Linked DNA regions of Mus musculus: region 1 is linked to region 2. The links are chromatin loops, found by intact Hi-C in ENCODE. Cell type or tissue: left cerebral cortex. All regions are shown on one strand. Links, peaks and the distances in the headings refer to the core of each region. The heading gives the core; the rest is flanking DNA. Region 1 overlaps Serpini1 (serine (or cysteine) peptidase inhibitor, clade I, member 1). Region 2 has its middle 8.8 kb from the start of Gm25846.

Evidence for each region. Hi-C counts contacts between places; a loop is a spot of excess contacts. Peaks named below come from ENCODE experiments on the same cell type or tissue, not always from the same donor. Only the 100,000 strongest peaks of a DNase experiment are listed, where the experiment ranks them.
Region 1: it touches region 2 in a loop (2.1-fold over the local background); 3 of 42 quality-filtered maps call a loop at or near these places.

What each region holds. Positions count from the first base shown.
Region 1 is chr3:75,574,799-75,586,712 of GRCm38, reverse strand. All of the region lies in intron 1 of Serpini1 (serine (or cysteine) peptidase inhibitor, clade I, member 1), which reads right to left. Among named protein-coding and RNA genes, the nearest start is that of Serpini1, 23 kb to the right of the region's middle. In left cerebral cortex, for the core only: a CTCF peak has its summit at 7,209; DNase peaks (open chromatin) are centred at 3,160 and 7,188.
Region 2 is chr3:75,700,064-75,711,977 of GRCm38, reverse strand. No RefSeq gene overlaps it. Among named protein-coding and RNA genes, the nearest start is that of Gm25846, 8.8 kb to the left of the region's middle. In left cerebral cortex, for the core only: no CTCF peak of the experiment used is centred there; DNase peaks (open chromatin) are centred at 5,229 and 6,511.

The DNA.
Region 1 (11,914 bases), core at 2,686-10,685, 130 kb after region 2:
AAACCCCTTCAGTTCCTTCAGTCCTTCCCCTAATGCCTCCATTGGGGTCCCTGTGCATATTCCAATAGTTGACTGCGAGCATCCTCATTTGTATTGGTCAGGCTCTGGCAGAGCCTCTCAGGGGATAGCTATACCAGGCTCCTGTCAGCCAGCACTTATTAAAGTTAGCAATAGTGTCTTGGTTTGGTGTCTACAGATAGGATTGATCACTAGGTGGGGCAGTCTCTGGATGGCCTTTCCTTCAGTCTCTGCTCCACTCTTTGTCCCCGCATTTCCTTTAGACAGGAGCAACTCTGGGTTATTCTCTATATTGTTAAGGGTTATTTAAAGGGATAGATTAACTGTAAGACAAGCTGGTAGGATAGTAAGCAGACTGCCTGGCTATACAACTTTCAGAGAAGACTAGGGGAGGACACACCTGATCTCTACTTACAAGAAGGCACTTTTAAAAGCAGCTCATCTGTTCCTTCACCGTCTCACACCTTTGCTTTTCACACATGTTCCTGGGCTGTTGATTTCTATTGCTGTGTGGATTGTTACTTCCATGAGGACGGGAACCAGCCTGTCTCTCTCAGGGCTGTCTGGGTATAACCACTTATGGATCTGAGCCTAGTATTTGCTGAGTAAGTGACGTGGGTACAAAATTACTTAGCCAGTGGCTATTTGGAGACTTGGAATAGACTGTCTGGGACTACACGGCTTCTTGAAATCAGGAAATAGTCAGTCAGATCTGGTTCTCAAGCATGGGTCACTTCAACATCCTCTCATTTTTTTACGGACATTAATTTGTCTGTAAACAGACTTCTATCCATGCTGCTTGGTAAACCCCACACTATAGAAAGCTCCACAGTGAACCCTATTTTAAAAGTACAGGAGAAATGTGATAAATAATATCCCAAGAAGGCAGAACCAATGGGAGGAGACAGTGAATAAGTAGAGGAGTGTTGGAATTTTACACACAGAGATGAGGATGCTTTCACCAAATCGCCGAGGTTTAAGGGAGAACTCCACGGAGGAAGATGAGGAAGCAAGCTTCAGAATCCTGGGATTCCAGTCCGGGATTCACAGGCACAACGGCCAAGCAAACTGTGGGTCAGTTGGTTCAAAAGCAGAGAGGCCAACACGGATTAAATGAGGGAAGTGGGCAGAGAAGTAGTGGATACCTAAGTGGAGTGTTCAGATACTTGGGCAGGAAAGATTCATAAGTTAGGCAAAGGCAGCGATTTTGAACAGAGAAAAGATGGCTCTAGCTGAATGAAAGAAAAGGGAAGACAGGTAAGAGGAGGAATTCACACAGGAAAAAAAAAGCATTCTGATTTCTACTAGTGATAGCCCAGGAAGGGGGCGGGTGTTAGTATATGCACTTCAGGAGGACTATCAAGAGCAGAAGACAGGAGATGAGCTACACATAACAGACACATTAGCTCTACATAGAAATACAGACGCTGTGCTGGGAAAACTGGAACAAAAGCGAAGTTTATGTGTGCAGAGACATTTGGGTGGATGCATGCAAGGGACCATGGTTTCCCAATAGATCCCCCAAGGCCAAGTCTTGAGGAGGTGCTGCAAAATCTGCCTTAAGAACATTTTCCCCTTCAACATTTTCTTCACACATAAGTATGAAACTTCGTATTTCTGCTTAACCATATGGGATATGTAAAGCACGGATTCTTGCCAAGGCAGTGTTACTCATCTTTGGTTAGAATAAGATTGGAAAACATATTGTCTAAGTAATGGTTTTTTGCAAAATAAATTAATACAGATTGAAAACCTTCTTCTGTGTTCCCACTTGTATTGCAAAATTTAGTCCCTTAACATCATTTCGTGTTCTGAATGTCACTGAGAAACTTAGTAGACTGCTGAGCTCTACCCCAGAAGTGGGTTTTCAACCATAATTTAATTGGAAAGGTCGTATCTTAGTTTCACCATATGGGGCTGCCAGATGTAATCAATGCAATATAAGTTTGAAGAAGACATTATTGAGTATGTCATTGCATTTTATAAGCAATGAAAGCTATCATTTATGCAACAGAAATCACTTTAATGTCTTGGAAAATTAGCACATTGATAGAGCATGCAAGTATTAGAGGTTACTGCAGAATGAGTAACTATGACGGAGTGTTAGCACACTAAATAAAAATGCACCGAATTCAGGCAATAATGCTGCTGTCTGCAAGCCCTCCCTGTCTCACAAACATCAAATTTGTAAACCTGATAAGGTTGAAAGTTTTTATAATACATTTGTTGGCACAAATATTACGCGACATAATTGGGAACCCAGTTGAATTAACAATGACTATCAAGGCATAAAACAGAAGACAAGGAATTGTTTAGACAACTGAAATTGCAACCACTGGATGCTTCAAGTTTCTAAGCTTTTTACATCCAGCTTCTAATGTGGCAATGAAACGTAGAACAAAGAAACTTAGAACAAAGTCAGTGATCCTAAATACATCATATCTATTTATTCAAAACCTGGAAGTAAAATTTGGTGGGTAAATGTCACACTAGGGTAAAGCATATGAAACTCAGTTTCCTGTCACCCAGGTTATGTTGTAGAGGGTACAATCAAAGGACTCACAGGTTTTAACTGTGCCCGAGGAACAGTTGTTATGCGGTATTAAATCTTGTTCAAATACAGCTGTATATGCTATATATGTATATACCACAAAGCAATAATATCACAAAGCAGATGCAAAACCACCCCTCATGTGAGGCATAATTATCTGTACTTAACGTCCTCCTCGAACATAACTAAACTGAAATATGCCAAACTGGAACAGAGTACAGATCCTAAATATCATAGCTTCAAGTGTCCATAATGTTGAACTCATCCTCATTCAAGGCAGATCTCCATGTGAAAACCACAAAGGAAAAGCCATTCAGACCGTTTGTATCATATGATGACATGATCTTTGGAACCGTTTCCACCTGGAGGGTGTGCCAATTAGAGGATCTTTAGAGATAAACAAGACTTGCAAATGTACTGCTGTCTCTCCCTCTCCTTTAAGGTGAAACTCATATAAAGTTGTGGAAACCCCTGTCATAGGCTCTTCCTTTAAAACCAAGACAGCATGCTTAGAATGTTTGGAAGTTACACCTTTCCCGTGCTGGTGCCAGAACAGAATGACGGTTAGCGTTCCAAAATCAGACTGGCACATTTTCTCCTGACATGATCCAGCTGGCAGCTTTCCTTGTCTTACCAGAGTCATTACAATCTTGGCCAGACCCAATTGATGGCACCACACAGGGGGATGAGTTTACCCAGTTGGACTACAGAGATGTGTGGGCAGCAAGGCTAATTGAAGACTTTCAGTGAAGCAAGAATTTTGCTAATCCTTAGACAACTTCCATTGTAAAGTAAGTTTGAAGAAAATAAAGATTATTTCCCAACTGTAGTCTGTAACTGTCCCTTTCTTGAGGGAAGGGCACTAAATATTTACAGAGAATTCCAAGAAGAAGGCAGTGGGGATTAGAAACTTCAAGGTCAGGTCTGTAACTGTTGCACATTTGCTACCTCTGGAGGCAGAGTTACCATAGTTGCTTCAAATAATATTCATAGTCCTTTCTACCTGGCCTACTTTTTAAAAATTTATTTTTCCTTGAAAATTTACCTTATTAAAGGTGACCCTCAGTAAGTCACATCCTTGTGATATTTATCATGCTTGGTGCAGTGTTTTGACATTTGTACATTCTAAACGAATGTTTGTCAAACAAAGGGGAGGAGTAATGGCATTTTGGAATATGAATAATTTGAGAGTATGAATGAGGAAACTGTATTAAGAATGAGGAAATCTGGACTTGAATGCTGACTCCCTGTGTTAACTTGAAAATCTTCTATGCTTACAGTAAACTCCACCTACTTAGTAGTTATGAGAATGAAACAGTTAAATTGTACATGTTTGTAAAGTGATAAAAATGGGATCTAAGAGCTGACCATCAATGGCTGGCCTTTTACAAATCACTGAAAGAGTTGCCATCTATATCCAGTGTCAGGTCTGAGCCATAAAAGTGGCCGATAATTTCTCCCACAACTTTCCTCATCTTTGACATTGTTTCTTTTGGATTCTGGGGACTGAACTCATCGCATCATGTGGATGTTAAGCAGTAAGGACTGTACTATTGGGCTGCACCCTTGGCCCTTGACTCTAACCCTTAACCTTCTTTTATAAAGCATCATAAGACTATAAAAACTTGCCATGCCTTTCTTTTTATTTGAATCTGGTTACGAATAACTAGCTTACAAAGTAGTTGAAAGATATACAGAGTTTCCATGTGGCCTTCTCTGTTTCTCCAAACATTAAAGTCTTATAACTAATGCAAAATTATCATAACCAGGAACCTTCACATTGGAATGATACAGCTAATTAATCTAACCACTTTGTTCTAATTTTATGATTTTTATATTAATGTCTTTTTTTTCCTGGTTCTGGATTCTGTCCAGGATCCAACACCATATTTAGCTCATGATCCTTAGTATCTTCCAATCTATGGAAAGGTTATCTTGTGAAAGGATAGTTTAATATCATACAAATATACTTTCTTATCTCAATTTTGGCCAATAACTCTTATATACACTTATAGCTCATTTCCAAAAATAGAAACATGGTATTTTTTCAAACTGTGATGTTTCTAGTTTTGTGGCTATTTCTATTTTTACAAATTCCTATTCTATTTTAAGAAACAGGTTATCTTTATATGTTTATAATTACATTAGTTTAGATGCTCTTTATTTTATTGCTTATGTAATAAAACAAGTTATCCTAAAGGTCATTTTTATCTCAATACCTTGCAAGAAATCAATCTATCCAAAGAAAAGCTTGTTTAAAACATGTAGTAAGTAAGGCACAGCTCCTGGGAATCAAAGGCAGCAGAATGTAAGTCCAGCCTGAGCTACATGAGAGCCTGATGTTACGAGTAACAATTAAAACAAAATAAAAGATGACATGGAATGGATGAAAAATTAAACAAATGCTCCAGCAGAAACTGTGCATTCAGGGAACTCTGGGGATACACTACACTATATCTAGACACCTGTAAGTTCAACATTGGAGACAAAAGGCCTTCAGGCACACAGTTCAGCAGAGTGAGCATCATCAACATTTATCCTCGGATTAGAGATTTAGCTATTTAGATTTGGCAGGAGGACATTAAGAATATTTATATTGTTTCATATTCATATGAATGGACAGAGGGCAGAAAGAAATGTGTAATGACAAGTTTAAGGAGAGAGGTAGAAGAAGGTACAGAAGTGGGGGAGAGGTAGAGGTGGGGGAGGGGGAGAGGTGGGGAGGGAGAGCAGAGGTGTAGGGCAAAGAGAATGAAAACCAACTGATCAATTCAGGCTATTTGCAATATGAGCAAACTTAGACAAACAAAACCCCCAAACAGACAAAATCAACGTTTAGTGGGAATTACATAATATAACCCTTGGCGCAATGGCAGAGCTAGAAAAGCTCCCATTACCTCTTCTTGTGCTTCAGTGCTTGCCCATCGTCTCGTCTATTATCTCAGCATACTGTCTCACGTTGTCGAGGTTTAATAGACCCCAAATACCTTGTGAAGACCATTCACAGAAGCAACAATTACATATCTTGCAGTGATCTCCCAATTGTGTGAGACGGGGCTCCTTGCTAAAAGTCAGTCCTAGAAAAAGCCTTGGTTCTATGGGTAAAATGTAAGGTTCATCTTTAATTTTTAATATTCTTATCCACTACTGAAGGCAGTGTATATAGTGCTTAACTGACTCGATAATGGAAGGGATGCTGTTAAAGATGTTCCTTTCTCTCTTTAATAAACCCTCTGTAGCTGATTAAATATTGTCTCACAAAGTTGATTCCTCAAGGATAGAAAGCATAATTTACATAAACTCAGCATCTCTTGCGGCCACTGCTGCAGCTGCTGCATAGTAAAAGGTCGCTGAGATTCAAAATACATTAGTTGTTTTGTTGTTGTTGTTGTTGTTGCTTTTGAGTTTTTTTTTCAATATGAGGAGTAAAGCTGGTTGCATATTGTATTTTTAATTGAATTTTTGGTTGAATTTTTTGTTGGTACAAATCAAATACCTAATCTAAATAAATGTAGTGGTACATGATTCAAGGGGCATAGACTTATTCACACCTTCTAAAATAAAATACTTTACCCCATAACCTATAGCCAGATGCTCTAGAATGTCTGCTTAATTAAGAAAACACTTTTATAAAATCACAAGCATGTAGTTATTAATTAATTAATTAATTAATTAATAATACAGAGTTTTGGTTTATTAAATAAAACATACTTAGGAGTCCTAGATTCTCAAAGATGACAAACAAGTAAAAGAAACATAAATTTTTTTAAAAAAAAGGCCGGGTAGTGGTGGCACACACCTTTAATCCCAGCACTTGGGAGGCAGAGGCAGGCAGATTTCTGACTTCAAGGCCAGCCTGGTCTACAAAGTGAGTTCCAGGACAGCCAGGACTATACAGAGAAACCCTGTCTCAAAAAAGTCACCAAAAAATTTAAAAAGAATATGAACAGATAATATTAAAAGACTACTTATCAAATTCTCATTTTAACTTTACTTTAATTTCACATGAGAACCATTAAGGAATTGGTCTGCACTCTACAAAGCTGCAATACAAACTATAGGTCACTCATGATCACCTTTCTTCTAATGTTTTGCCTGAAACAACACATCTTACAAAGTATGGCTAGTTCCAAATGGCCTCTGCCAATGAAGTCTAAGATTATTTTAAGATTTTTTTTTTAAAAACAAGAACTGACATATATCTATATACATGTATACATATACATGTAATATACATATTGTAAATTGAGCCAAGGTCTCAACTGTGGGGCCTAGACCTGGATTAGCTTGGCACTATGTAATCCAGGCTAGTCTTGAATCCACAGCAATCCTCCTGTCTTAGTCTCCTGAGTGCTAAAATTACAGGCATGAGTTTGTAAGTAGATTTTTAAAAAAGATACTGATGCTTAGAGGCACTCAGAATGGTCCAGTGTTTGACTCAACTGGCCTGAGCTTTCCTACCACATACCCTGTAACAAAACTCGGCTGTCTCAATCCTCAGGTAATAGGACCGCTCACCTTTATGTCAAGAAGCCAAGGGAAGTACCAAAATCCACATGTGATATGTGCCAGGCAGACACTGGGGTGGGGGTCATGCTATGAGATGTAAGTCCTTATGAGATCACCTAAAAATATGGTTCCACAGCGCCCCCAGTGGAGGAGCTAGAGAAAGCACCCAAGAGCTGAAGGGGTCTGCAACCCTATAGGTGGAACAACAATATGAAATAACCAGTACCCCTCCCCCCCACGAGCTCTTGACTCTAGCTGCATATGTATCAGAAGATGGCCTAGCCGGCCATCATTGGAAAGAGAGGCCCCTTGGTCTAGCAAACTTTATATGCCCCAGTACAGGGGAACACCAGGGCCAAAGAGTGGAAGTGGGTGGGTAGGGGAGCAGGGTGGGGGGAGGGTATAGGGGACTTTTGGTATAGCATTTGAAATGTAAATGAAGAAAATATCTAATAAAAAATTTAAAAGAAAGAACAGCACTGATGTACTTAAAAATAAAAAAAATAAAAAATAAATAAATATTTTTCTATAGCAAAGAAAAAAAAATAGCCAATTGCCTGTTTAATCATAATAAGTTTGTATTAATTCCCTATTGTTGTTATAATAAATTATTACAACTGAAAAAAAAACTTTTAAAAAATATGGTTCCACGTGTGCTAAATGAGTCTGTGACAGGACCGTATGTGCTTTCCTTATTGAGGAACAAGCAACAATAACAACAACAACAACAACAACAACAACAACAACAACAAAAATCACTGTGAAAATGTTGAAGGTACAAGCACAGAATTACAGAGCAAAATAAATGTGATTTTTTAAAAAATTAATAAAAATCAGGGCTTTCTCTATGATTAAAATAATCAGTGTTCTCAATATCTTGCCTATTTCAGGTAGGAGAGGCTACTGATAAAAATAAATTTGAAATTACTCTGAGAGGAGATTCAATTACAGTGATCACAGTTCTGGAAGTTTCTCATGGAATTTCCTTTCTTTCAAGGACTTTTGTTCAAGCTATCACCCTTGAAACCTATTGTGCACTACAATGTATCATTTTTATGTACAGATAACCTTATGCAATTCAGACTTGCAGTTATGGGTTCATGTTTGCAATAAGAACTATGTCCTATGACTTGCAGAGATTTTTGAAAGACTAGACATGGTCAAGAAAAAAACTGAGTTTGTTGGATGAATGGTTTAGAAATTACAGATTAGATTGTAATATGTCTCTTTTACTGTCTGAGACAACTGAGAGGTGTTACCAAACATGCCTGTGGGCTCTGGGAAAGGAAGAAATGAAGTAACTTAGGAGGCAAGGAAGACGGCTAGCAGGATGGTTGGTTCCGGTTGCCAACTTGACACACATAGGAAGAAGGAGCCTCAACTAAGGAACTGCCTCTATCAGTCTGGTCTGTGTGTATGTGTGGGGGGTGCTCCATAATTGATGTAGGAGGGCCCAGCCCACTGTGGATGCCATCATCTCTAGGCACAAGGGCTTGGGCTGTATAAAAGGCAGCTTAACTTGTGTCAGGGAGCAAACCAGTATTCAACATTCCTCCACTATCTTTGCTTCAGTTTCTGCTTGAGTTCCTGCCTCAGCTTCCAACAATGATGACTGTGATTGGGAACTGTAATTTGAAATAAACCCTTTTCTCCCCAACTTGCAATTGGTCATGGTGCTGATCACATCAACAGAAAGCAAAATAGGAAGGCTAGGTGATAGGGAGAAGAAATGTTCTACTAGGCAACAGAGAACTGAAAAGTATTCTGGGGTGGGAAGGAAGGACTCAGGCAAGCACTTAATCCCATGACTCGACACTGGACACATACTTTCCATGGTGAGCTCTAGAAAACAAGAAGGGATTTATTTAGTGAAATCTAGAAGTGGAGGCCCATAGAGTGGCAGCCAACATGTGAAATATGTCATAACTAAATACACAATGGGTGTGTGTTCAGTGAACATCCATTATTTTAATGTACCATAAATGGTTCTGCCTCTATGAATTTACCTGATTAGTGATCTCCTGGCATTTATCAGATGTGTAATCACAGGTTCTTCAAGGTAGATACTTTAAAGGCCAGTCATGACCCTTAAGTTTTATGTTGAGATTGAAAATGTTCAAGTTTGAACAGCCTCTGGACACTTCAGAAAGCATAGATTTATGGTAGAATCTGTAGCTTATGAAAAGATATGTCCCAGAGAAGGAAGCAGAGCATTTATTTTTAATTGCATAAACAACCAAAATGCCTCTGAGCATTTTACAATTATGGACCAGTAGAGGTCTTTAAGAGGTACTTCCATCTATTTCAGTAGCTGGAGTTGCATCTTTATAGTCCAGGGTCTGGCTATAATGCTTGGTTCAGTTGATGGATAAATTCCCATTTCATCCATTTGGGGGATCTGTGGTATCCCACAGTAACTCTAAATCCTTCTTCTGTTTTTCCTCCTGCATTGCATGCCTAATTAACTCATATAAAAATGATAGTTGAGATTACAAATTCTTAAAATGAGTTAAAAGAGAGGTAAATGTGATGTTGAAGTCTTGGTCTCTTCTAACTAGAATTATTGGAAGTATACATTTTGAAAGGGGAGCTTGAAGTAAAAATTTTATATGACATCAATGAAGAAACAAATTTACCCTTCCTCTTTAAGAAGTTATGATTTATTAAATATTTTATGTCCTTAGGATTAAATTCAAATATTATATAGCTCATTCATTTAAACATACACTCTTTCTTAGCAGAAGTCAGTAGCATCACATATATTTTCAGCTTTTCCCATATCCATACTTTAGCTGAACACTGAATTTTCTGATATACAGTCCTCATTACATTTTAATGTAGTGATACTGATTCTTGGCAAGATATAGACGTATGTTTTTCAATCTTTGCCTCACACTCAAGGAGTATGATCTACTCTTCACTATACGCAGTCTGTAGTAGGAGACAGAGATGAGGTAAACTAAAACAGAGCGGGGAGGCTCTTCTAATGTCCAGATGTCTGTACATGCCTACATCCCCTCCAATTGCAGGAGAGAGAGGGAGACAGAGGGGCTTAGCACCACATTCTGAACTTCTTATAAAAACAACAACAAATTGCTTGTGCTTGAAATATCACAAATCTCCAATTTCCCATCCTGCTTAATAGAAATCTTTAATTTCCTACTTCTTTTCACAGTGAGAAACTATTTGAAAAAAATACATAGGATTGGTTGTTCCATAGTTTAATCTTAGTTGTGGAGAATAAGCTTTGAGAACTTTATTTGATACAGTTTGAATCTATCTGTATAATCACAAGCTTACCTCAATTTACCCAAACACAGACATTCAAAACACTTGTAAGTAATTCAATAGCACTGCTATGCTTTGAATATAAAATATCCCTCAAATTTATGTGTTTTGTATTTGGTCTTTACTGGGGATGTGAAATTGGGAGGGGAATGGGTTATATATTAGCCCCTCCTCCAAACTTCCAGTTCCTATGACAAAATACTTTTTGCAAGATCAACTTAAGGGAGAGTTTATCCTGGCTCACAGGTCAAGTTTATAGTTTATCACGGTGAAGAAGTAAAAGTGGCATGAGCTTGAAGCCAGTGATCACATTATTATAGATGCACAGGAAGAGAGACCAATGGATGCATGCTGCTGCTCAGCTTCCACTTTCACTTATATAGTTTAGCACCCACCCAGGGAATGTTGCCACCCATAGTGGGCAGGCCTTCCTACCTCAATTAACTCAGTCAAGATAACCCATCAAGACCACCCATCAATATATGTCCAGTAGCTATCTTCTAACTAGTTCTCTATTCTGTCAAGTTAGCAATCCAACAGTAACCATTTTACTGTCTCTGTGAGATAAGCATCCACTGTCACTATCTCCTTCAGTCATTAATTCTGCTTTGACTCAGTCCCAAAACTATGAAGCCAGCTGGCTTTAGACCTCTGAAACCTTTAAAACCGTAAGTTAAACCTTTCCTCCTTTAAATAATTTCTTTTACATGTTGCTCATTGCAACAAAACACTGATGAATGCAAGAATATATTAAATGTATGAATGGGCTCATAAAACTGAAAAAAAAAAACTCAGAAGCTTGCAATGTCATAGGATCAATATAGACACACAAAGAGTCTTGGGCAGTGAAGAGGCTATATTTTACCTAGAGACATTGTTTTCCTTAAAATAGAAATTCTGCTAGGCATATTTATTTCATAATGTAAGGCAGTTTTCGGTTACAAAGTTGCCAGTTTTGATATCTGACTTAAAATAACCATGCTGTGTTTTAATAGAGTCTTGATTTGTCTGAAATTAGAACTATATATGTGCACATGTTCATGTGTACATAAGTGCATGCATGCAGAGGTTCACATGCATGTGTGCTTGTGTGCTAGTACATCGGGAGGCCAAACATCAACAGGAAGTATTTTCCTCAACTGTTCTCCTCCTTACCATTTGCAACAGTGTCTCTGAATGAATCTGGCATTCATTGATTCAACTAGATTAGCTAGTGGACAAGCCTCGGGTCTTTCTTCCTGTCTTTGCTTCACCAGATGACAGGCCTGTGCTCCCAGGCTTGGCTTTTATGTGGTTTTGGAACTGAGTTCATGTCCTCATGCTTGCAAAACAAAAAGGGGACTTTAGAAACCTTTGAACATCATTGTTCGTATCATGACTTTCATTAATATTTTAATTGGCTTCCAAATATAATGAGCTCACATACTTTTCTACTTTTAGAAATTCATAGTTGCAGAATGTAAGCAAACCCTGAAGTAATTTACAGAAATTCACCAACGACTTTAGTTACTTTTGAAATCATGGTCGGCTTGCAGGAGCATGTCTTAG
Region 2 (11,914 bases), core at 2,234-10,233:
GAGATTGATTTCAAGGGCTTTTTTCCATGGAACTCTGGTAATTCTGGAAATAACAATTGACAACTAGAACAAAAGAAACAGTTAATAAAGTAAAAAAAAAAATTAAAAAGTCTACAAAATGGGGAAAAAACTATGCAATCTGACTGAAAATTAGTAACCAAAATATATAAAGAACTAAAAAAATCTAAACAACATGCAATCAAACAACCTAATCAATACATGATCCAATGAACAATTCTCAAAAGATAAAATACAAGTAGTTAATAAACATAAGAAAAATTATTCAGCCTCAGGGGTTTTCAAAGAATTTTCAGTGTAGAACACACTGGGATCCTATGTTGCCAAGTGAGAAAGTCAGTGTCTACCCGTTTGTAGCTCAGGATATGGATGTAGAGAGCCCTCACACACAGCAGATAGGAATGTGAGCTAGTGAAACCCTGGGGACATCAGTATGGGGATGTCTCAAAGAACTGAAAATAGATCCACACGTGACTGAGCAATACCATAGAAAATGTATATCATTAGCAAGGTTTCAAAATTATACACGATAGGTTAGGAACCAATAGTTTTTAAATACACTACCCATGGCATGTTAATGTAAATAATACAGTTGTCTCATTTACATATACAAATATTATGCTACATAGAATGCTTCTAAATATAAAGAGGAAAAATGGTTGACCTGATCTGCATAAAATGAGCTGATGATCTAATCTGCATAAAATGTGCAGGAAGGTAAGTGGAGACTGACCTTGAAGGTCTTCCGAATTGCTCCATCTTATGTATGGGCAATCAAACTTGCTCTGGGTGTTCATGATGTACATGTATGTACAAATATGCATAAATCTGACTGACTCATGGCTAAGAGCTGCAGATTGCTTCTCATAGCATACAGAATAAATTTCTAACTACTTAGCACAACATTTAAGGCTTTCAGAAGTCAGGACTCTGCCTAATGTGTCATTATTACCCAACTCCACACATGTACATTGTGATCGAAATTTCTGAAACAAATTTTTCAGAGGTTTTTTTTTTTCCCCATACACACGCATGCTTTTACAATTGTCTGTGTCTATCATACTGACCCTCTCTTCTCTGCAAAATTATGTGCTTCTCCAAGATTCAAATTTTGAGCTCTCCTTAGGGCACTACACCTTTAAATCCCAGGCTGAAAGCGCTCAGTTAAAACATTTCTCACCCAAATATATCCTGGCCCCAAAGAAGCATACTAAATTTGTTGAATGCTGTAATTATTACGCATTTGTCAAGACAGCTTCAGCAAGTCCCTTTTCCCTTCAGGACACACGTCAAGGGGAATTGTAATAACCCTGGAAGACAGGCTAATACAGGCTGTTTATTTAAAATCTACAGTTTGGACTATTAGTCAGGATTATTCAGGTTCAATGAAAAAGCTCTACCTTGAGTCAGCTCTAAAAGCTGGCTATCTACTGGCTACTGAAAGCAAACCTTTGGAAGCAGTTGGTATCTGTATCTGTTTCTGTTTCTCTTGGTCTTGTGTGGTATATATGTGTGGGATGTGTGTTTGTGTGTGTGTGTGTGTGTGTGTGTGTGTGTGTGTGTGTGTGTGTGTGTGTGCCTGTCCCACATAAAATACCTATTATTCCAGGCTGCCTTTATCATCTTAAGCCTACAGTGAATCTCAACGACACAACTACTGCCAGGCCCCAGTGTACTAATAGCTTGGGTTTATGAGTAGTTACATGATCTAGCAAGACAAATAATTATTCACTTCTGATTCTAGTTAAAAAAAATTTTCATGAAAGATCTCTGGTTGTTTTGAATCATAATTTACCTATCTAGGTTAATTACAATTGTAGTATGTAATTGTTAAAAAAAAAACAATCCATGCTATCGCTGGCTGCTCTCCAGTCCGGTGGTCTCCCTGCTCCCATGGCTAACCCCATGTGGCATCTGCCCAACTTCTCACAATCTGCTTGCCATGGAACCACTCACATTCCCAGTCACATAACCCTCATGGCTGGCTTCTGCCAGACCCACTCGGCAATCCCAAATTTCCGAGGCTAGATGGAATGCACTCTTTCAAACCCACCCTCTACTGAAGTTACCTTTCCCTTGAGCTCAGATAACACAACCACTGGGCACGGAATTTATCATCCTAAACTCATCAACTATTCTATATTAGAAATCTTCTGGTGGCAGATCCTGGTGAATTCTGCCTCCAGAACTATCAGTCCCCAACCTTCATCTCGTCTGCTTTACTCCCCTTTGTCCAAAAGGACGTGACCCCCTCCTGCCTTTCCTCTTTCTCTCTTGGACCCGGAAGGCCCACCTCCTCCTTACCCAGTGATTGGCTTCTTATCGTCTTTACTTTTTAATCAATTATGGGAAATTTTCGCTATGTGCAATGACTAAGAATGTAGGGTATGCAACCTATCCTGGTCTAGCACTATAGAGGGCAAGGGGAACCCATGATCAGGTTAAGCACTAGGGAACCCAGGAAAGCTACACACCCAAGCTTGTCTCTGCACTAAGAGTCTGGTGACCTGTGCTATCTGTAGGTCCAGCTACAATTGAATCCCCTGAGACTCATGTGTTTGTTTATCTCAGACTCTTCTTCCCTAGACCTTTATCTTGAACATTCTCATTCGATAGAATCCATTCTTATTGGAGATGTCACATGTACTTTACAATAACTGGGTGAACTCTGTTATCTGTATGGCTAGGCCACTCCTGACTCCCACAGATTTTTATGTTTACCTCAGTTATGCTTCCTAGACTCTTATCTTGACCATTGTTTTAAAGTCAATAAAACCCATCTTTATGGAAGAGGTAATACATACTTTCTAAGGAGTTTCATGTAAATTCATCTTAAGCTTTGTTGTTCACACAGGATTGATTTAATTATTATCAGAAATCTTTTTTTCCCAAATCATGTTTCACTTAAATATGAGTAAAATAAATTGCCTGGTGTCAGGATCTAGAAGTTTGAATCAACATTGGCTACCTAGTCATGTTGAACCAGATGGTAAGATGACTGATTGGAAGGTCCCATCACAATCACATGTTGAGGGTATAAGCTTTTCAAGAAAGCAATAACTTTAGGTATGCTGCAAGGGCACTTTGTACCATTGATATGAAGATAAGAGAAAGATCAAATATTAGCTAGGATGTGAAAGAATAATGTTCAAAACTTTCTAACAAACAAATGTTAGAGTTTAAACACATGATACCACAAGGACATGTACTCCATCATATTCATAGCTGACTTATTTGTAATGTCCAGAATCTGGAAACAACTCAGAAGTCCCTCAATTGAAGAATGGATACAGCAAATGTGGTTCACCTACACAATGAAATACTATACAGCTATTAAAAATCAGTACATCATGAATGTTGCAGGCAAATGAACAGAACTAAAAAATATCCTCCTATCTAAGGTAATGCAGACCCAAAAGGACATACATGGAATGGACTCACTGATAAGTGAATATTAACCAAAAAGTATACAATACCCATGATACAACACACAGACTCTAAGAAATTTAACAAGAAGGAAGGCCCAAATTTAACAAGAAGGGGAAACAAAATAATGATGAAAAGCAGATGGAGAGAGGGACATGTTTGGGAGAGGGGAGGGGAAGGGGAAAGGGGACAGGATCAAGTAGACAGGAGAGAAGACCAGAGGGCCAGGAGAATGTGTGGAAATAGCTGTGGGGCAGGGTAGGAGCGAGGGAAACCTCTAGAAAGTCCCAGAGGCCTGGGATGTGAGAGGGTCTCAGGTTTCAATGGAGATAACCTTAGCTGAGCTGCCCAACAGTGAGGAGATAGAACTTGAAGAGACCGCCTTCAGTAGATAGACAGTCCTCCCAGTAGAGGGATGGAGTCACTAAGCTGCCCTCAAATTTTTTGACCCAGAATTGTTCCTGTCTAAAAGAAATTCAGGGATAAAAATGGAGCAGAAATTGAAGGAAACACCATCTAATGACCAGCCCAAATTGGGACCCATCCCATGGACAGGGACCAAACCTGACACTATTGCTGATGCCAGATTATGGTTGCAGACAGGAGCCTAGCGTGGCTGTCCTCTGAAAGGCTCTAACAGCAGCTGACTGAGACAGATGCAGATACAGCCCTCCATTCCATAGGTCTGGGGGCCCTATGGAAGAGTTGTGGAAGGATTGAAGGAGCTGAAGGGTTTGGCAACCCCATAGGAAAACCAACAGTATCAACTAGTCCTGATCCCTGGGAGCTCCCAAAGACTAAGTAAGCTACCAACCAAAGAACACATATGGGCAGGTCTGTTGCCCCCACCCCCAGGCATATATGTAGCAGAGTACTGTCTTCTCTGACCTCAGTGGAGAGGATGTGCCTAATCCTATAGAGACTTGATGCTCCAAGGAAGGGGAATGGTGAGGTGGGTAGGTAAGTAGGTGAGGGGGATAAGTGGGTGAGTACCCTTTCAAAGGCAAATGGAGGGGGTGTGAAAAAACTCTTAGAGGGTGGACTGGGAAAGGGCACAACATTTGGAGTATAAGTGAATAAAATGATTTTTAAAAAGAATAAGCAGTAATGCTTTCCTTGGTGTGAACATTACTCAACATGTACAGGAATTAATACTGTATGGTATGCTATGAATTATACCACTTTAAAATTTTGATACTTCTGAAGGTCAAATCCAAGGTCTCTATGTCTAGACAAGTATTTTTCCACTGAGCTGTACCTTCTGGTCCAATTTAGTTTTTAATAATAAATATATAAATGAACAGAAAAAGGATATCAATGAAAAGAACACAGCTCACCAAGGATCTCATTGGATAATTATGTCTTTTCCTTCCAACTGTTCTTTAGATAAGAATTACCTAAATAATACAGTTTTCTAACCTAAATCTCACTGGTTTGATGAATTTGGAGAGAAAGAGAAAGAGGAGAGGGAGAGGGAGAGAAAGAGGAGAGGGAGAGGGAGAGGGAGAGGGAGAGGGAGAGGGAGAGGGAGAGGGAGAGGGAGAGGGAGAGGGAGAGGGAGAGGGAGAGGGAGAGGGAGAGGGAGAGGGAGAGGGAGAGGGAGAGAGGAGAATTCTTTATCTGTGAATTGCTGCTCCAGGACTTTTCTGTGTGGGAAAGACAGGAACAAGTGCTTCTAAGATGTTCAGTCTCAACGAATTTTCTAATCACACTTTTAAAGTTGTTATGACACTGTACCCCAAAATTGGACTGGCTGGCAAATTTCACCATCCAACTCTGGCACGGTGTGGCTGTCTTTAGGAAGCTTATCTGGGAGGTGCCGCTACCATGCTGCTGTGGTAGCCCCAACAGGCAGCTTGCTCATAGATTCATTTGGCTTGGCTCACACACATTTGAGTGCCCAGAATGTGCAAAGAACTACCTAAGGAAAAGTGTTTGAAAAATAAAAGTTCCTTAAGAAGCTCACTCTTTATCAGAAATGTAAATTGAAAAGTAATTCAGGGGAATTTTAAAAGTGAATAGCCATTCTTAAACAAATTAAATTCACTGGTATAAAGATACACTTTTTTAAAATTCAGAACTGCTTTCTGGTTTTTGACTGTCAAGAAACACTAATGAAAAGATATTTTAAAGTATAAAAGGCTTACATTGCATAGATTCAATCCCTAATTCTTTCATGGACAAATTAATTAATCTCCCCCAGGACTAGGCTCTTAGCCTGAAAAAAAAAATGGAACTAATAATTCCATCTATTCTGTGAGACTGTTGTCACAGGAGACAAAAATGTAAGAAAGATGGTTGTACCTTGAACATGGAAGATGTGTACACATTATACTCATTGTTCTTATTACTGAATTAAAAAATAATGTTTCCGACGAAGGGTCAACCCAGAGTCTGGTAAAAAGTATTTCTAGACTTAGTTTAAACAAGTTTTCATCTTTGCTCAAGTATGATCCTCTACATGTCCAGCTTACCCTGAGTCACCCAGAAGGGTGTCATCGTGTGATGTTCAGAACTTGCATTGCAATTAATCCCATGATTGACTTCTAGTCTTAGCAAGAGCCTGCTAAGTCTTAATGCCTGTGACAACCACAACCTTGGAACACAGTCACACTCACAACATCTGACTCTAGGCTTGAAATTATTGTTGTCTTCAGTTTACTTTTATTAGAATTGAAGGTGGGGACCCAATGGTAACTTTCTTCTTTATTCTTGTTCTTACAACTTTATTTTGCAGTCATGAAGAGCACAGTAAATGGTGAGAGTTTCTTACATATGCCTTCCGTTCTCCCCATGAACCTGCAGTTCTGATCCATCCCCAATGTGTCATCCACAGTGTACTCAAGGAGTTCACAACTAACTCTCTAACTAAGCTCTCCTTAAGGTTTTCCAGCTGCTAAAAGGGCCTTTCTATTAAAAGGAATCTCTGTTTTTTTCAGTGAGCCAAGTCAACTCACAAAAGTACAGGATTGTTTCCAAACCTACTTGCATTAAATAAGCATGAGGGATTGATCAAGGAAATGAAAGTATTTAGTCTTTAAGGGCAATCTATGTGGCTCTTGTTTGAGTTTATGGGCTTGACACAGCGGTATTTAGAACCAAAACTGGAATTCAGTATCTGTGTACTTTTCCATTTTGTCAGCAATGTTCCCAGGCTATCTGGATTCTCAGAGACTCGCTGAATGAAGTGTGATTATCTGGTACACTGTGTGCTGTCTGACTCCAATGCATTATGTAGATCATTTTAAAGTGTAACTATTTTTTGGTAAGCTGAGTAAATCTAGTCAAGTACCCACCTAACTTAATGTCTACATGTTAAACACTTCCAAGAGTTTTAAAGACATCATGTCTTCTGTTGTTCAGTTTGAAAATAAAGAATGATATGTTGGTTTATTCCTCTTTCCCAGTGGAGCAGACCAGAAACTAGGGACAGCTCTGTTGTTGGTGATCTGAAATTGCCATGTATGAAGATGTGAAAGATTAGGCTTTTTAAAAACTGGAAAAATTTGTATGAAGGAAATGTACATATAATGATGGCAGTCTTTGTGAATTTTAAAACTTCTTAGTACCAAATTTAACTACAGTTTTTGGCACAATTGACAATATTTTTCATCTTTTCCCCCTATAAAATTGAATTTTCTTTTTTCTTTCTTTCTTTCTTTCTTTCTTCCTTCCTTCCTTTCTTCCTTTCTTTCTTTCTTTCTTTCTTTCTTTCTCTCTTTTGTTCTTTCTTCCTTTTCCTTCCTTCCTTCCTTCCTTCCTTCCTTCCTTCCTTTCTTTCTTTCTTTCTTTCTTTCTTTCTTTCTTTCTTCCTTTCCAACCTAAACACTGCCTCCGTCTGCCACCTCAAAGAGTTCCTCCCTCCTACCCCCCTTCCCTTCTCTTCTGAGAGGGTGGGCCCCCACTGTGCATCCCCCCCACCCTGGCACTTCAAGTCTCTATAGCATTAGACACATCTTTTCCCACTGATGCCAGACACGGCGGCCCTATTGTAATATTTTTGTTTCGGTTTGCTTATATAGTCGATTACATTGATAGATTTTCATATCTTGAACCATCCCTGCATCCTGGGATGAAGCCTCCTTGATCATGGTGAATGATATTTTTGATAGGTTCTTGAATTCAGTTTTTGAGAATTTTATTAAGTAGTTTTGCATTGATGTTCATAAGTGAAATTATCTGAAATTATCTTTTTTCCTTGAGATTTTGTGTGGTTTAGGTATCAGGATGATTGTAGCCTCATAGAATGAATTAGGTAGTGTTCTGTCTGTTTCTATTTTGTGGAATAATTTGAGGAGTATAAGTCTGGTAGAACTCTGAGCTAAAAGTGTCCATCTCTAAGCTTTTTTTGGTTGGGAGACTTTAATGATTTCTTTAGGGGTTATAAGGCTGTTTAAATAGTTTACTTTTTCTTGATTTAACTTTGGTAAATAGTATTTGTCTAGAAAATCATCCATTTCAGTAAGGTTTTGCAATTTTGTGAAGTATTAGTTTTTGAAATAAGAATTTTGGGTTTTTGTTAATATTTTTAATTTCCCCATTGTCTGTTCTTATGTCTCCCTTTTCATTTCTGATTTTGTTTATTTGGATACTGTCTCTACATCTTTTAGTTAGTTTGGCTAAGGGTTTATTGATCTTGTTGATTTTCTTAAAGAAACAGCTCTTGGTTTTATTGATTCTTTGTATTGTTTTAATTCTTTTTAATTATAGTATATCAGAGATATAAGCATCCAATTCAAATATCATAATTACATATCATGATTTAGTATTAAGAAGGTAATAATAGTATCCTTTAGGAATAAGTGAACTTACAGTGAAGAAATGGAATGATACTCAGCTGTCAGATATGCAATATATCTGCAGGTTTGTAGGATTTACATTTGGCTCTCGCTGTCACGTGAAAGGACCTTGCTAGACATATCCAGAACATTGTTCTTTTCTTTCCTGTTCTCCGAATTCTACCACACCCTCACTCCTATTGGCTCCTGAAGCTTTAGCTTTCATGCCCCTGGCCTAAGCTTTGAATTTCTCTCATTACCTTGTAACAATGAGCATTATTAAAGAAGCATTGCTCCACTCCCAAGATGTCCAGTAAACTGTCCCTGCGGTGTGGATCCTTGTTAACGGGGAATTGTTCTCAGTATAGCGTGATGCAACAGCTACGGTCTCTCTTAGCTAGTAACCCTGTCTTCCTTCTCTTACTGTCTTCCATGTGATTTTGTCCACCACCTTCCCTGCTGTCATGATGGGTCACTTAGTTTACCTTATCTGGAAAGGTAATTTTCTTACCAGGGTTTGAATTGAAAGCAGATTTCCCTCATTGAACAGAAGTGAGGATACCTGACACTTAGTCTGTAATACCATTAGGTTCTCCATTTTTGGAACAGCTCAGAGTTTCACTGTTTAACTGGCTGCTGCCCAATATTATGTAGGCAACATAGCATAGTACTTAATTCTTTTGCATTGATTTTTTTAATTACCTGAAGCATTTTGAATTTCCCTTGGTATAGTTTCTTAAATAATAAGAATAATGATGATATTGATGAGGATGTTAATATCATACCACATCAACAATCAAGATTTCCTTATGACCATTTGTTTACCAGATTTCCTATTTTACTCCAACCATTTATATTTTTTAAAATAGTCAAAGATACCACTATGTTAATCAAAGGATTTTGTCATTATTTGGGACAATATAGATTTATAAAATATGACTTTCAGATTGAAGAGGCCTACTTTTAATCTTGCCTAAACAGTCTGTTCTCAAGGCGCCTCTAATTTGTATCCATATTTCTGGAGCCAGAGACAATAGAAATTCTTCTTACTTAGAAAGAAAAGAATATTAACTGTGTTTAGCCAGCTGGTTCACTATGGAGCTATTAATATTAAAAAATACATTAAAATAGAACAAATTAACAATTCTGGGAAGTCCAGTGGCATATCCAAATTCTATATTCCTTAGAAAAATTTTTACTCTCTTACTATTTTGAGAAATACTTTAAAGATTTTGGGATTGACTCTATTTATCTAAATTATATAAAAACCAATCAGTCTCTAATGGAAACAATCATATTATTTTATAAATGTTAGTTTTCTTTACTATTCCATGCTCTCTAATAAACCAAAATAGATATATTAAATATGTGTGTGCACACGTGTGTGTGTATGTGAATTATCACATACAGACATGCCCATGGGTTAATTGACCTAGATAATCCCTAACAGTGTGCCCAGAGGGGTGACAAGTGGGGCAGGATTACAGGTTCATAGGTTCAGTCCATTATTATCAAGGCATGGCAGCATACAGGCAAGCATGGTACAGGAAGAGCTGAGAGTTCTACAACTTTATCTGAAGGCTGCTGGCTTTCAGGCTGCTAGGACTGGGGCATGAAAACCCATGCTCATAGCCCACAGTGACACATCTAATCCAACAAGGCCTATCCTCCTCCATCAAGGTCAATCCTCCTAATAGTGCCACGCCCTGGAGCAAGCATATACAAACCATAACACCCTCTAAAGTTGACAGTGAGTATTAATTATGCACTTTAATTCTCTACGAAGTAATGAGTATAATTAATATAACATTTTTTCAATTCTTAAACTAAGTCATGGGATCACCTCAGCAGCCAAACTTTAATCATTGTACCTATTTTTAACACTGTATATTTTTAAAGATGCAAAACCCAGAGAAAAATACAAACTGAATTAATAATTACATTAAAAAGAATCTTTTCAATAATTATAACTACAGGTTCCAAGGTCTGAAAAAGCCTCCAAGATGTAAAGGCACGAGGTAGAAGGAAAAGGCCTCCAGTATGGATAAGGGATGCGGCAGCTGTGCTTCCTGCTTTGGAAGAAGAGGTCCTATGAAAACACCTCACGTGGTAGCCACCAGACTGCTAGAATATACTGTCTTTCATCTGGGATCAGTTGTTCCACTTCCAAGACAGATGATATATTATAGGTCTGGCCTTGGCTGACCAGGGAAGAGCTCTTCATCTCTGCCAGGCAAGTGAGACACCACTGGCTGGGCAGGCCAGCAGTGACACTAACACAAAGCACAGCACTGTGGAGCTTTAAAAACATGGATCTGTTCTGTACCCAGCCTCGGCAATATCTTGATTTCACAGGAACAGGGGAAACTCCTGGATTAAAGCAACTGCAGTTTTTTTCTCCTGGTCCACTGGACCAATCCTTGTGGAAATGAGGCCAAAGGAATGACAGGACATGTCTGAGAAGAGTGGAGAAATTTCAAGAATCACTGCCTAGAAATAACTTTAAGAAATCCTTAACAAAACATGGGCTTACATGTTGTTTAGAAATAATTAAGAAATCTAAATGAATATTTTTAACCTAAAGTAAATTATTAGCAATTATTTTATTGATTTTACTCAAAATATAATCCATTTTTTCAATAATATAATATATTATATAATCTAAATTTTCCTAAACTCTCCATTTTAAAATTTCATCATTATTGTGGGTTCTATGCTTTCTATTGGCTCTACTGAGAGATAATGAAGAAGACATGATTCAGAAGTCTTGCTGAAGTCTCATACAGGTTTATGCATTCATTATCCAGTCCTGAGAAGCAACATAGTATCTCTGTCTGAGAGTGATGAAGATCCTCCATCAAATCTGCTTGCCTCCCCTGCTGAAATGAAATATTCTAATAATTTTGTGAGGCACAATCTCCAGAGAACTTCAACTCAACACTCAACTTTGCCGTTGCTGGCTAACCTGCTTGACTGGCCATGCCCTTCAGATACCAGAGTTGTCTGGGAATCTTCAGAGAACCCAAGAATATTCAGAATTCAGGCATGGGTGATGCACAGGGTACAGTGGGACAGTTACTTTCTGCTATGAAGACAGAAGCAAGGGGCCTATGTTTGAGGAGATTTAGAGGATGCTACCCTGAAATATGTCACTGCAATAAGAATTATTTTAAGCTATAGTTATTGGAAGAAGACAGGGAGGCAAACATATGCTGTGCCAAAAGGTATATGTAAGGTTGATGTCACAGGCAGAAAAAAAAGAAAAAGACGGAGGGAAAGATGGGGAGGGGCAAGGGGAGGGAGGAGGGACAGGGAGGAGACAAGACTCCAAGAACCCAGCAAGCAGTTCCCAGAGAAGAGACTGTGCCATTGAGATAGATTTAGGAGCTTCAGCCAGATCCACCCCACCTCAGGTTGTCCTAGAACTTGCTCTGTAGACGAGCCTGGTCTCACAGAGATCCTGCTGCTTCTGCCTTCCAAATGTTGACATTAAAAGCTTGCGCCACCTCTGCACAGCTGTGCAATCAATCGTTAGAACCCAGGACTTACAAGATAGCAATGGACAAGGGTGGCAGTTTTCCTGTAGCACTTGAAGGGAAAGTCACTTGGTCTCATCGTGCTGACACCTGTGCAGCCTCACAGCAGGTGAGGGGAGGTGGAGCTCCTGTTACCTTGGTTACCACATAGTGTTT